Linked DNA regions of Mus musculus: region 1 is linked to region 2. The links are chromatin loops, found by intact Hi-C in ENCODE. Cell type or tissue: left cerebral cortex. All regions are shown on one strand. Each heading gives the region's core, and the rest is flanking DNA. Links, peaks and the distances in the headings are about the cores only.

Region 1 (5,377 bases), core at 49-5,048, 82 kb after region 2:
TTTATTGAAAAACCAACTCCATGACAAGTACTGTATATATTATAGAAATGAACATGGAGTTTCCAGATGGCAGAACAAATGTTAATATTGCTCTGTGTTCCAATCTACTTTAGCTCTTAAGAGCTGAAAACAATCCACTGTAACTCCCTAGCCACATATGGGGTTTGTTTGCATCATCTAAAAGTCTCTTGAGTTTATGACATCTTTCTAAGCTCCTAGAATAGTTCTTTGTAAACACATTCCCTGTAGACACAGTAGGCATACATATTAACTCAATTATCAGTACTCCTAAGACTATATCGTATCCTTAACATCCTAACTATAGGACCTACATGAATATGCATACTTAGGAGATGAGCTTCTACACAGCATTATTAAGATTTGTAAAACCAAAAAAATTTAAATTAAAACAAGAAAGACTTGTAAAATTACAAAAGTATTTTCTTGGGAGAGGTTGGCTGGCAGCCCAGGGAATCTTTGCAAAACAGAATGTACCTTGGTGACTTCATCAACATTTAAGAGATAGCCCCTCAACTTTAAAACTACTTTATTTACACAGAATAGACTAGTCTTCCCACTAGTAGATACACAATTTCAATGTACTCTCAAAAATGATGAATTACCAAGAAGCCTTGTTATAACATTCCTGTTTAAAAAACACTGTCCAGAGAACTAGGTATTTAGATTTTTTTTTTCAGCAGGCATATACTGTGTAGGCTCTTCTACATCAAACTACAACCAGAATGACACTAAGAGATTTTAATTACCAATGGAAAACTGTTGCACTATTTTTGTTGTTGTTGTTTTGGTTTGGTTTTTTTTTTTCGAGACAGGGTTTCTCTGTGTAGCCCTGGCTCTCCTGGAACTCACTCTGTAGACCAGGTGGCCTTGAATTCAGAAATCCGCCTGCCTCTGCCTCCCAAGTGCTGGGATTACAGGAATTAAAGATGTGGGTCACCATTCCAGGCTCAGTATTTAGTTTTCCATTCATGTACAATTAAGCCAGAATAACAGCCAGAGGCGACAAAGTTAGAGAAGCTAGCAGTTTTCAGGAGCTTTTGTTGTAGATTTTGATTACTGGGCTGTTTTTTTTTTTTGTTTTTAACGCCAATCTGGTCTCCACAGTGTGCAGGTCAGCCAGAGCTACACAGTGAGACCATCTCAAAACAAAACAAAAATCCCTCTTGTGTACATTCACTGTTCTGTGGTACTGTGCTGTAAGAGCTTCACTCCACCTATAAGAGCCTCTTAGGGAAGATCGTAAAGCAGACTTAAACAAATGCAAAGAAACGGAGAGGCCAGGATCTGGCCTCTTCTAGACGTTACTCTCCAACCATTGGTGCTGGAGTCGCCAAGAGCGGAGGGAGGAGTGAAGGCCTACAGAAAGCAAGGCAAGCTCACGCCCTGGTCACTCATACACCAACCTACAAACACTCAACACTTTGTTGTGGTCTTTTGTGTTTTGTTTTCTGAGATGGGCTATCAAACTGGAGCTCAGGCTGGCCCGGAGCTCGCTGCAATCCTCCTGTCTCAGCCTCAGAGGTGGAATCACAGGAGAAATCCGTTTGGCAGGTTGAAATTGAAACGCGAGGGAGGGATACACACAAAAGTGCTTAGGCGTGTGCTGCCCCACAAAGGAAGTTCTAGAAGCATCCCTGGAACTTGAGTACTCGCTTCCTGGCTACCTGGCCGCAGACCTTGAGTCTCCTCAGGAGAGGCCGTCGTCGGGTCCCCTCCTTATTAGCGGCCACTCGTTCCCTTCCTCAAGTTCGCACCTCACCAGAGGCCCCGGGTCCCATGGCTCTCAGGAGAGACTGGCAGGTCCCACATCCTCTCAGGAGAGACCCCCGGGTCCCACCTCCCTTAGGAGAGACTGGCGGCTCCGACCTCCCCTCAGGACAGGCCCCCGGGTCCCGCCTCCCCTCAGGACAAGCCGCCCGGCCCGGTCTCCCCTCAGGACAGGCCCGTCTCCTCAGACCCCGCCCTGTGGACTACGTGAGACCCAGGCCTCACGGGGTGCGCCGCCCGCGGCGACCTCAATCTGCGCGCTCCCCGGGGCCTTGCCTCGCCCCTTCCTCCTCTCTCCGCGTCAGGAAAGCAAGGCTGGCGAGCAGAGGAAAGCCCTCACCGAGTTCACAGCGTCCTGCAGCTGAGTGAGTCTATCCGCCATGTTCACCACGCACGCAAGGGTGCGCAAAAGCTGCTAGAGCGCGAGCGATTGGCCAATTTATGACGCCTCCGGACCAATCACAGGCCTTCCTCCTTGAGGGGCGTGGTTAAGGAAGCATGCTGCCGGGGAGGGGCGGGGCCAGCCTGCGGGCCTGCTGACGTCAGGCGGGTGGGATCCAGGGCTGGTGTGGGGGAGGAGGGACGCGTGCAGGCTGAGCTGCTACGGGTTCGCGTTTACGCTGGACCGAGCCTGTGAAGGGAAGGTGCTTCCTCCATTCTGTCTGTTAGCTCTGACGAGGCTATGCCTCACGGTGTAGTCCTGGCTGGCCTGGAATGTGTTTTGTTTGTGAGGGGTTTTGTTTTTGTTCGTTCGTTTCTTTGTTTTGTTTATCTGGAACACTTGTTTTCCTTTGCTTTTACTTTGCAGGTATACCACAAAGCATACTCGCAGCCCGCCATTCACAACATTTAAATTCGAGAAATTAACATTCTCCAGGAAATCAAAATGGCTAGAAAAGGGTGGCTAATTAGTTTGGGGCAGGAGGTGCTTACCCAACTGGAGACTAGATTAGTGCTTTAATTCTGAGTGGGAGTGCCTGGGGGAAATGGAAAGCATTAAACAGCTCTGTGATGAGGAACGGGTGATAAGTAAAGTGAAAAGGAGGAAGAAGAGCATTTGAAGGTAGGAGGTGCAAACTCTGTAGACCAGGCTGGCCTCGAACGCAGAAATCTGCCTGCCTCTGCCTTCCAAGTGCTGGGATTAAAGGTGTGCGCCACCACGCCCGGTCTAGGCAGGTTCGATCTTAAGAAAGATCAGCTTCAGAATGTAAATTTAGAACTGGGGCTTCCTGACAGTTTTCCGTGTGAAGGGTGATAGCAGAAAGGTCATTTCTGTTAGCCTGGGGATATTCTGATGGGAAGTGAGTCCTGAATCTGCAAATACCTGGTTTGTGGAACTCAGACAAACTGTTTATCATAGTTTCCAAGATGATCATTTCTGGAGTTGGAGGTGGGTGGGTATGTGAGCCTGTTTTTTGTTGCTACAACTGAATAGCACAGACAAGCAATTACAAAGAACGTTTACTCCCTACAGTGTTCTGGAGGCTGGGAAGTCCACTATCAAGGTGGACTGTCATCGTGAGAGAGCCTTCTTGGTGAATCCTAACAGAGGAGGACATAACAGATGAGGAGGTTGGGAGGTATCCACCAGAGAAGACTCCTCAGATGTGGTTTAAGCCAACAGATAGTCATGATTAGCCAGCCATCGACTATACTGGGTATTCAGGATCCCAGCCTTCCTCAGGGTGAACTTTCTAGCACAAAATTCGTATCTTGAGTTGACATGACTCAGTTAACAAAAATAGTTGGGTAGAAGTGTAACTACAGAAACCAAAAAGCAAGGTTAGTACATTTACAGACTTTCCCAGAACTATGGACTTTGATATGGACTTTTATTTTCGTTTTGGCAGGTGGTGCTGCCTACATCCTCAGTTTTATGATACTTCATCGTAGAGTAAGTTGTGCTAAAATCCGGGCCTGTTACAAGGCAGGGCAAGAGAGCACACGTCAATCACATTATAGCCCATCAACATGAATGGGCCCTTAAGGGGACCTGAAGATCCCAGTCACTTTCCAAAGGTCTCAAATCCTAGTAACACATGACTTTGGGATTTAAAATTCTAGTAGATGGAATGGCATTTTGAAATCGAGGAAATAATTTTGAGGATCTCAGCTTCTGGGATATTTTTTCCCACTCGTCTATAGGAAGTTCCACTTGTGTTTCACATCTGTCTTCATTTCCACCAACAGTGTACTTTACCACTGTGGTCAAACTGGGAACCTCCACAGGTCTTGCACTTCCTCTTACAAATGAAATTGACAGTTAGGTTTGGTAGCACTTGCCTTTAATCCCGGTACTTGTATCTCTGAGTTTGAGACTAGCCTATTCTATACATCACGTTCCAGGGCAGCCAGAGCTACATAGTGAGACCATGTCTAAAAAAACCCCAAAAATCTGGATGGGTTAGTGCACATCTTGCACACAGACATACACACAGACAAAACTCCCCTATATAAAATAAATTTAAAAAATTTCTCTACACAAAAGCAAAAAAATAAAAGAGCAGACAGAAAAGAATGAAAACATTTTAAAATTATTTATTGTGTGTGTGCATTATGTTTGTGTGTGTGATATGTATGTGTGTATATGTCACAACGTGCATGTGAAGGTCGTAGAACATTGTAGAATTGTTCTCTATTATAGGTGAGTCTTAGGGATTGGACTTGGGTTGTCAGGCTTGTTCTGCAAACACCTTTACATGCTGAGCACCCGTGCCATCTTGGTTAAACACTTCTGAAAGAACACTTAAAACAGATGGTTACTGATAGGCTGCAACTTATCCCACTTGGTAAAGAGTCTGAGGTTGCCAGCCCCATAGAAGAGAGCTGCCTGAAGTACAGGAGCCACCTCAAGACATCCTATGCTGCAATGGGGCCTCCTCAAGACAACCCATGCTGCAATGGGGCCTCCTCAAGACATCCCATGCTGCAATGGGGCCTCCTCAAGACATCCCATGCTGCAATGGGGCCTCCTCAAGACAACCCATGCTGCAATGGGGCCACCTCAAGACATCCCATGCTGCAATGGGGCCTCCTCAAGACAACCCATGCTGCAATGGGGTCACCTCAAGACAACCCATGCTGCAATCCCAAGATTCTTAGCCAAAATTTACTCATGTCCCTGAGCCTTCTGCCAGGTCCACCTACTTCAGCCAAAGCCCCCAACCACTGGACTTATCTGTGGACTGTTTGAAGAGTCCTGTTAAAGCAATGAGTCTGTGTTAGCTTTTTGATAGTGTAGTATGACTTGAGATAATCAACCAGTCAACAAAAGATATCTTACTAGTGCCTTTGGAGGCTGTCGCCTGTTATTGATTAGCCTTGTTACATTAGGTCAGCACCAGCAGATCATATGGTGGAACTCAGTTTATGACCAGGACAAACAAGGAGAGAGACGAGAGGCCAGAACTCCATTATCCCTTCAAGGGTCACCCCAGTCACATAAGGTGGTCTCTCCTAGAATATACCTCTTAAAGTTTTGGTTACCTTCCAGTAGTAACATTTGGGAACAAGTCTGTAGAATGTGGGCCTAATATCCAAAGTGTAGTCAGAGCCTTTCCTCCAGACAAGTCTCAAATGTTTGCATACA
Region 2 (5,377 bases), core at 281-5,280:
TACTGGAAGTGGAGTCACATGTTTCTCCCTCAGGACAAAGACCACAGCATTTGTGTAAGGCAGGCAACTAACCCTTCTCTCCCTTCATCCCTCCTTCCAATGCTTGTAAACAATAATATCCTGGCAATCAGCAGAACCTTTACCTGGAGATTGAAGTGCCCTGTAGCCTGTATATGGCAGCACTGATCATGCCTCACTAAATACTTCCTTGGGACTTGAACAGAAACTGTTGGGGGAACAAAGAAGAAAGGATAGGAGAATATACCTGCTTGTTTAAACACAACTCTGCTGCCTTAAGCTTGCTTTCATCATCTCACTGAAAGAGACCATGGTGCTTTTCATATAAAAATTCAAGGGCAGGCTTTCTGCATATGTCTAGTCTAACCCAGTCATAGCTTGCCCATCTGTTGATTTGAAAGTAATGCTAGGATTCTCAAACAGCAATATGCTTGCTTAACTGGTCCTACATTTATGGAAAATAAACTCATTTAACATTACAGCAAGATACAAAAATCCTCCTGGCTTTGGTGTCTTCAACTTTTCCTAGCTCTGTGAGAAGGCACTTGCTAAGGCATGTTACCAATTCTACTAACAAGATGTCACTGGTCTTTGAGAGAGTGGAACTTTTCTAAAGAAAAATGGCCAAACTGAGACTAATGCTTTATCATTTTGGTTTTTTATCATTTTCCTTTGTTCTTAATGTCCCACTTTTTGAAATTAAAATCTAGTATTTAAAAAGCTGCAGAGTTTGGTTTTTGAGAAAGAACTTAAAGTTGGGTGGGTAGAGAGGAGGAGAGGATCTGGAAGGGCTTGAGGGAGAAGGGACTATGATCAAAATATATTTAAAATTTAAAACTGTTTTAAATAATAAAAACTGCAGAGAACACCTTTTTATTTAGACAGCCTTAGTTTCTATTCTTTGGCTTATTTGTAAGCAAACTCAAGAAAACAAGTGCTGAGACTTCCAGTATTCTATTTAATGTGGTTTTTCTGAGTCTAATTTGTTCATTACTTAACAGCAAGGCCTTTCAAAAGAGCACGGAAACTACACCGAACTATGCTTCTCATTCTAAACACATCCCAACAAATGGGATGCCTAATCGGGCCTCTAACTAGGAGAAAAAACGCTCAGCAGAGCGAAGGCAAATACCAAACTTTTATCCCTTGTACTTCTTCTGAGACCAGGATTTTCCAAATAAAAGTACTTTTATGACCTCGCGCAATATCATAATTTATCGTATATTTAACTAAATTATCTCCCCAAATAGACACAAGAGCAACTAACTCAAATAAAGTGCCTCTTGGCCACGAGGGAAAGAGCATAATAAACTTAATTGTTTTATATATCCTGAGGCGTAAGAGAAAAACCTTTCCATTTAGGCTTGTGCGTGAGACATCAAGACAACTTGATATGCAAATTGCAAGGCTTATTGACTTAAAGTAGGGAGACCTGACCGATTTAAGCCACGACTGCCAAATAAGGGGTAATCACCACCTTAAAACCATTGAACTTTGTTCGCCTGGCTTCTTGGCAGTCGTGTGGCTAATACCAGAGCCAAATCCATAAGTGGCTTCTACCGAAACGCGTCCCAAGTTGCAGAGGAGCCGGAGAGCGCGCCGGCTCTGCACCGAGTGAGTCCCGAGGGGCGGCAGCAGCGCACCTCTACACCAGCCGCTGCTCCAGACCCACCTCGCATCTCTTCACCGCGTTTCTCCAAACTTCGGGACCCAAGAGCGACCCCGCAACAGAGAAAGTAGCATCGGTGACAGGGACGCCGCGGCTCGGGCACAGTTTGCCGTCGCTGTGCACCGGCAACTTTGTGCCGGCGAGCCGTGCCCTCTGCGTCCGGAGGGGACGGGAAGGTGGGCCCGGAGCAGGACGCGCGCGGGGCTGGCGGCTCCGCTCCCGGTACGCAGGCTGCCGCACCCGGCTCGGCGAAGGCCCCGGTGACTGACAGGCGGTGGGGGCGCGGCCCCGCCTGCAGCCCGGGGACGCCGCGCACGGCCGCGGTTCTCCGCTCCGCCAGGGACACCTGGGCTGGGCGCCGCGGGCTGTACCGCGCCAAGCCCCTCACACCTCCCCGCAGCGAGCGCCGCCCTAGCCCCGCGGCCCTGCCCCGCGCCGGCGCCGGTGCCCTCGCCCGCTCTCACCTGCCGGTGTCGCCCGCGCCCGCTCAGCCTCCTCCTCAGTCACCGCAGCCCGCGGCGCGCGTCTCTCGCGCCAGGCCCCGCCTCGTCCCGCCCCGTGAGGCGGTGCCAAAGCGGCCGCGCCAGAATCTCGCGAGACTTGATCTCCTAGATTTTTTTTTTTAAAGGGGTCGCCCCTGACGTCATACGCACCCAGGCGGAAGTGTCCTTCTGGCGTCAGCGCCAGTACCGACCCCCACCTTCGCGGGCGGAAGTGTAGGTTGGTCCAGGAACCTGAGCTCAGTCTAATCACTACTGGGCGTTGTAACGTTCTTGTCTCATGGCCCTCTCCAGTTCTAACTGGTTCTGCCTGACCCTGAGAGAGGCCTGGTGTGATGGAGCTCTCCTCAAGGCAATGCAAAGATGGCTCCATAGAGGAGAGATCACCAATGTAGCAGCTCTGTGACTTCCACGTCTCTATAACTGAACCCGAAAGGCTTAGGAGGATTTAGAATTTAGGAAGACCACAAGAAACTTACCAGCATACATGAAAATTTGCTAAACTTACCTGAAAAATCCCAGAGCAGTTGACAACATAACATACAGCATTAGGCTAGAAAATTGTCGTCGTCATTGTCTCTTCCCTTCGCATCAAAGGTAGGCAGGCAAACTTCAGGACCCGCGGACTAGCCAAACACTATACACTGTGTGTCCTACACACACCTACTCTTAATTTATACATCCAGCACAGTAAGAGATTAACAACCGAACCATAGATTTAAGCAACCTCAACAACATTTACTTTAAAAAAACAAACAAACAAACAAACTTTGACGCCAGGTACAGTGTTTCATGCATGTAATCCCATCACCAAGGAGGCTGAGGCAGAAGCTGCGGCAAGTTTGAGACCAGCCTGGGCTACATAGTGAGTTTGAGCCCAGCTAGAGCTACAGAGTGAGACCCAGTCTTAACAATACAAAAGCAGGCTAAATCTTATCTTTGATGTAGACAGCCAGCTGCTCTTGTGCTTTGGGGCTATTATGAAATAAAATGAGGATTATTGGAACAAGGACCATGCCTCCCAGGGGGCCAGGAGTTTCACATACACAACATTGACACTCCAGAGGAACTGCTAGCGTCCTGGGAGCAACACAGTGAGGGGAGTGAGAGACTTCATTGGCTACTTAGAACGGCATTTTCAGTTTAAAACTGGTGAATCATTTATTTCTGGAATTTTCCACTTCATAATTTTGGAACATGGTTGACTGTGGGTACTGCCAAAGTGAATCTGTGGATAAAGGGAGAAGAGTGTGTGATATTTAGAAAATCACTTTCCCATGGAGAACACAGGGGAGAGTTTTGGGAAAGTGACAAGAGTTTTGCTTTTTAAGATAAAACTGGTCTTTGAGTAAGACAAACCAATATTCCCAATCACTATTAACAAATCCATTCTTGGAGCCGGGTGTGGTGGCGCACGCCTTTGATCCCAGCACTCGGGAGGCAGAGGCAGGTGGATTTCTGAGTTCGAGGCCAGCCTGGTCTACAGAGTGAGTTCCAGGACAGCCAAGGCTATACAGAGAAACCCTGTCTCGAAAAACAAAAAAAAAAAAAAACAAAAAAAAAACAAAACAACAAAAAAAAACAAATCCATTCTTCAAACAGTGGGATTTTATGAAATACCCTTAGCTTTTACACTATTAAAACAATATATGCAAGGGCTAGAGGATGGCCCTCTTCTGCTCTCACAAAAGGCCAGAGTTAGGTTCCCAGCACCCACAGCAGATGGTGCACACCTTAGTAACTCCAGTTCAGGAAATTGGATGCCCCTTTTCAGCTACCAGAGGCACCTACATACATGTACATGTGCACACTTACACAGAGACACATATATACAATGTAAGGGTCCAAAAATCACTGAAGGAAGAGCCCAGACTCAGATAGTATGCAAAAACAAAGAGTGTTTATTCCACAGAAACATCCAGTATGCAAGGGTCAACCATTCTTTGAAATGACGATCCCAGACAAAGGCAGGCAGGCCTTCTTACAGGAAACCAAGGGAACTCTCTAGAAGAATTAGGTAATCTATAATCTCATTGGTGGGTGCTAGGGGGCCACAGGTGATCAGTGGTCTACATTCCAATGTCATGAATGTTCAATCATGTGTGGCCAGTGGTCTGTATCCCTATATCACAATCGTTCAACCACGTGATGAAATAGGGCTGCCCAGCGCAGATGGCCCATTCTGAGATAAGATATTTCCCATTTTTGTGTTTATCCCCAGACTGTTCTTTGGGAGGGGGTTTTATGATCTTGTTCTGGATTTTATGGTCTGTTCCTAGAGCTGCTGTCTTATGACTTAGTCCCCCAACTTAGTTTTGGGGACTTATGGTCTATTCCTGAAGCTGGAGCCTTAAGGCCTTTTTTGAAATTAGGCCTGGTCCTTAAATGAAGACAAATTCAACATAAACAAATAAAAGTACCTAAACTGTTTGGGCAGTGGTGGCGTACACCTTTAATCCCAGCATTTGGGAGGCAGAGGCAGGCACATTTCTGAGTTCAAGGCCAGCCTGGTCTACAGAGTGAGTTCTAGGACAGTCAGAGCTATACAGAGAAACCCTGTCTTGAAAAACCAAAAAATAAAAATAAAAAGAGAGCAGGGCGTGGTGGCGCATACCTTTAATCCCAGCACTTGAGAGGCAGAGGCAGGCGGATTTCTGAGTTCGAGGCTAGCGTGGTCTACAGAGTGAGTTCCAGGACAGCCAGGGCTACACAGAGATACCCTGTCTCGAAAAATAAAATAAATAAAATAAATAAATAAAAGAGAGAGTTTTAAAAGTATCTAAACTTAAAATATTTATAGCAGTTGAGGACTGGGGGGGGGGGCGCAGAATTCTGGAGCTTATTCCCAGACAGCTCAGTCATTCCAAGAGCTCAAAGTTCATCGGATGATCCTGTCTCAAAAAATAAAGTGGAGGACTTGTGAGATAGCTCAGCAGTAAGAGCACTGACTTCTCTTCTGAAGGTCATGAGTTCAAATCCCAGCAACTATATGCTGGCTCACAACCACCCGTAACAAGATCTAACTCCCTTTTCTGAGTGTCTGAAGACAGTGTACTTACATATAATAAATAAATAAATCTTTAAAAATAAATAAGGTGGAAAGTCCGTGGTGTAGCTTAGTGGTAGAGCATTTGCCTGGCATGTACAAGGCCCTGAGTTCAATCTCCTGTATCAGAAACAATACAAAACA

What was found. A loop is a pair of places that touch in the nucleus more often than their neighbours do. Peaks named below come from ENCODE experiments on the same cell type or tissue, not always from the same donor. Only the 100,000 strongest peaks of a DNase experiment are listed, where the experiment ranks them.
Region 1: it touches region 2 in a loop (1.8-fold over the local background); 4 of 42 quality-filtered maps call a loop at or near these places.

Annotation. Positions count from the first base shown.
Region 1 is chr6:146,639,404-146,644,780 of GRCm38, reverse strand. Med21 (mediator complex subunit 21) reads right to left here and starts at 2,202. Exons shown (of 4, transcript NM_025315.3): 1 at 2,129-2,202. The coding sequence starts at 2,170. In left cerebral cortex, for the core only: a CTCF peak has its summit at 2,178; DNase peaks (open chromatin) are centred at 1,567 and 2,277; H3K4me3 peaks cover 1,688 bases; H3K27ac peaks cover 1,397 bases.
Region 2 is chr6:146,721,822-146,727,198 of GRCm38, reverse strand. Stk38l (serine/threonine kinase 38 like) reads right to left here and starts at 2,269. Exons shown (of 14, transcript NM_172734.3): 1 at 2,152-2,269. In left cerebral cortex, for the core only: a CTCF peak has its summit at 2,167; DNase peaks (open chromatin) are centred at 1,088, 1,672 and 2,296; H3K4me3 peaks cover 2,249 bases; H3K27ac peaks cover 1,580 bases.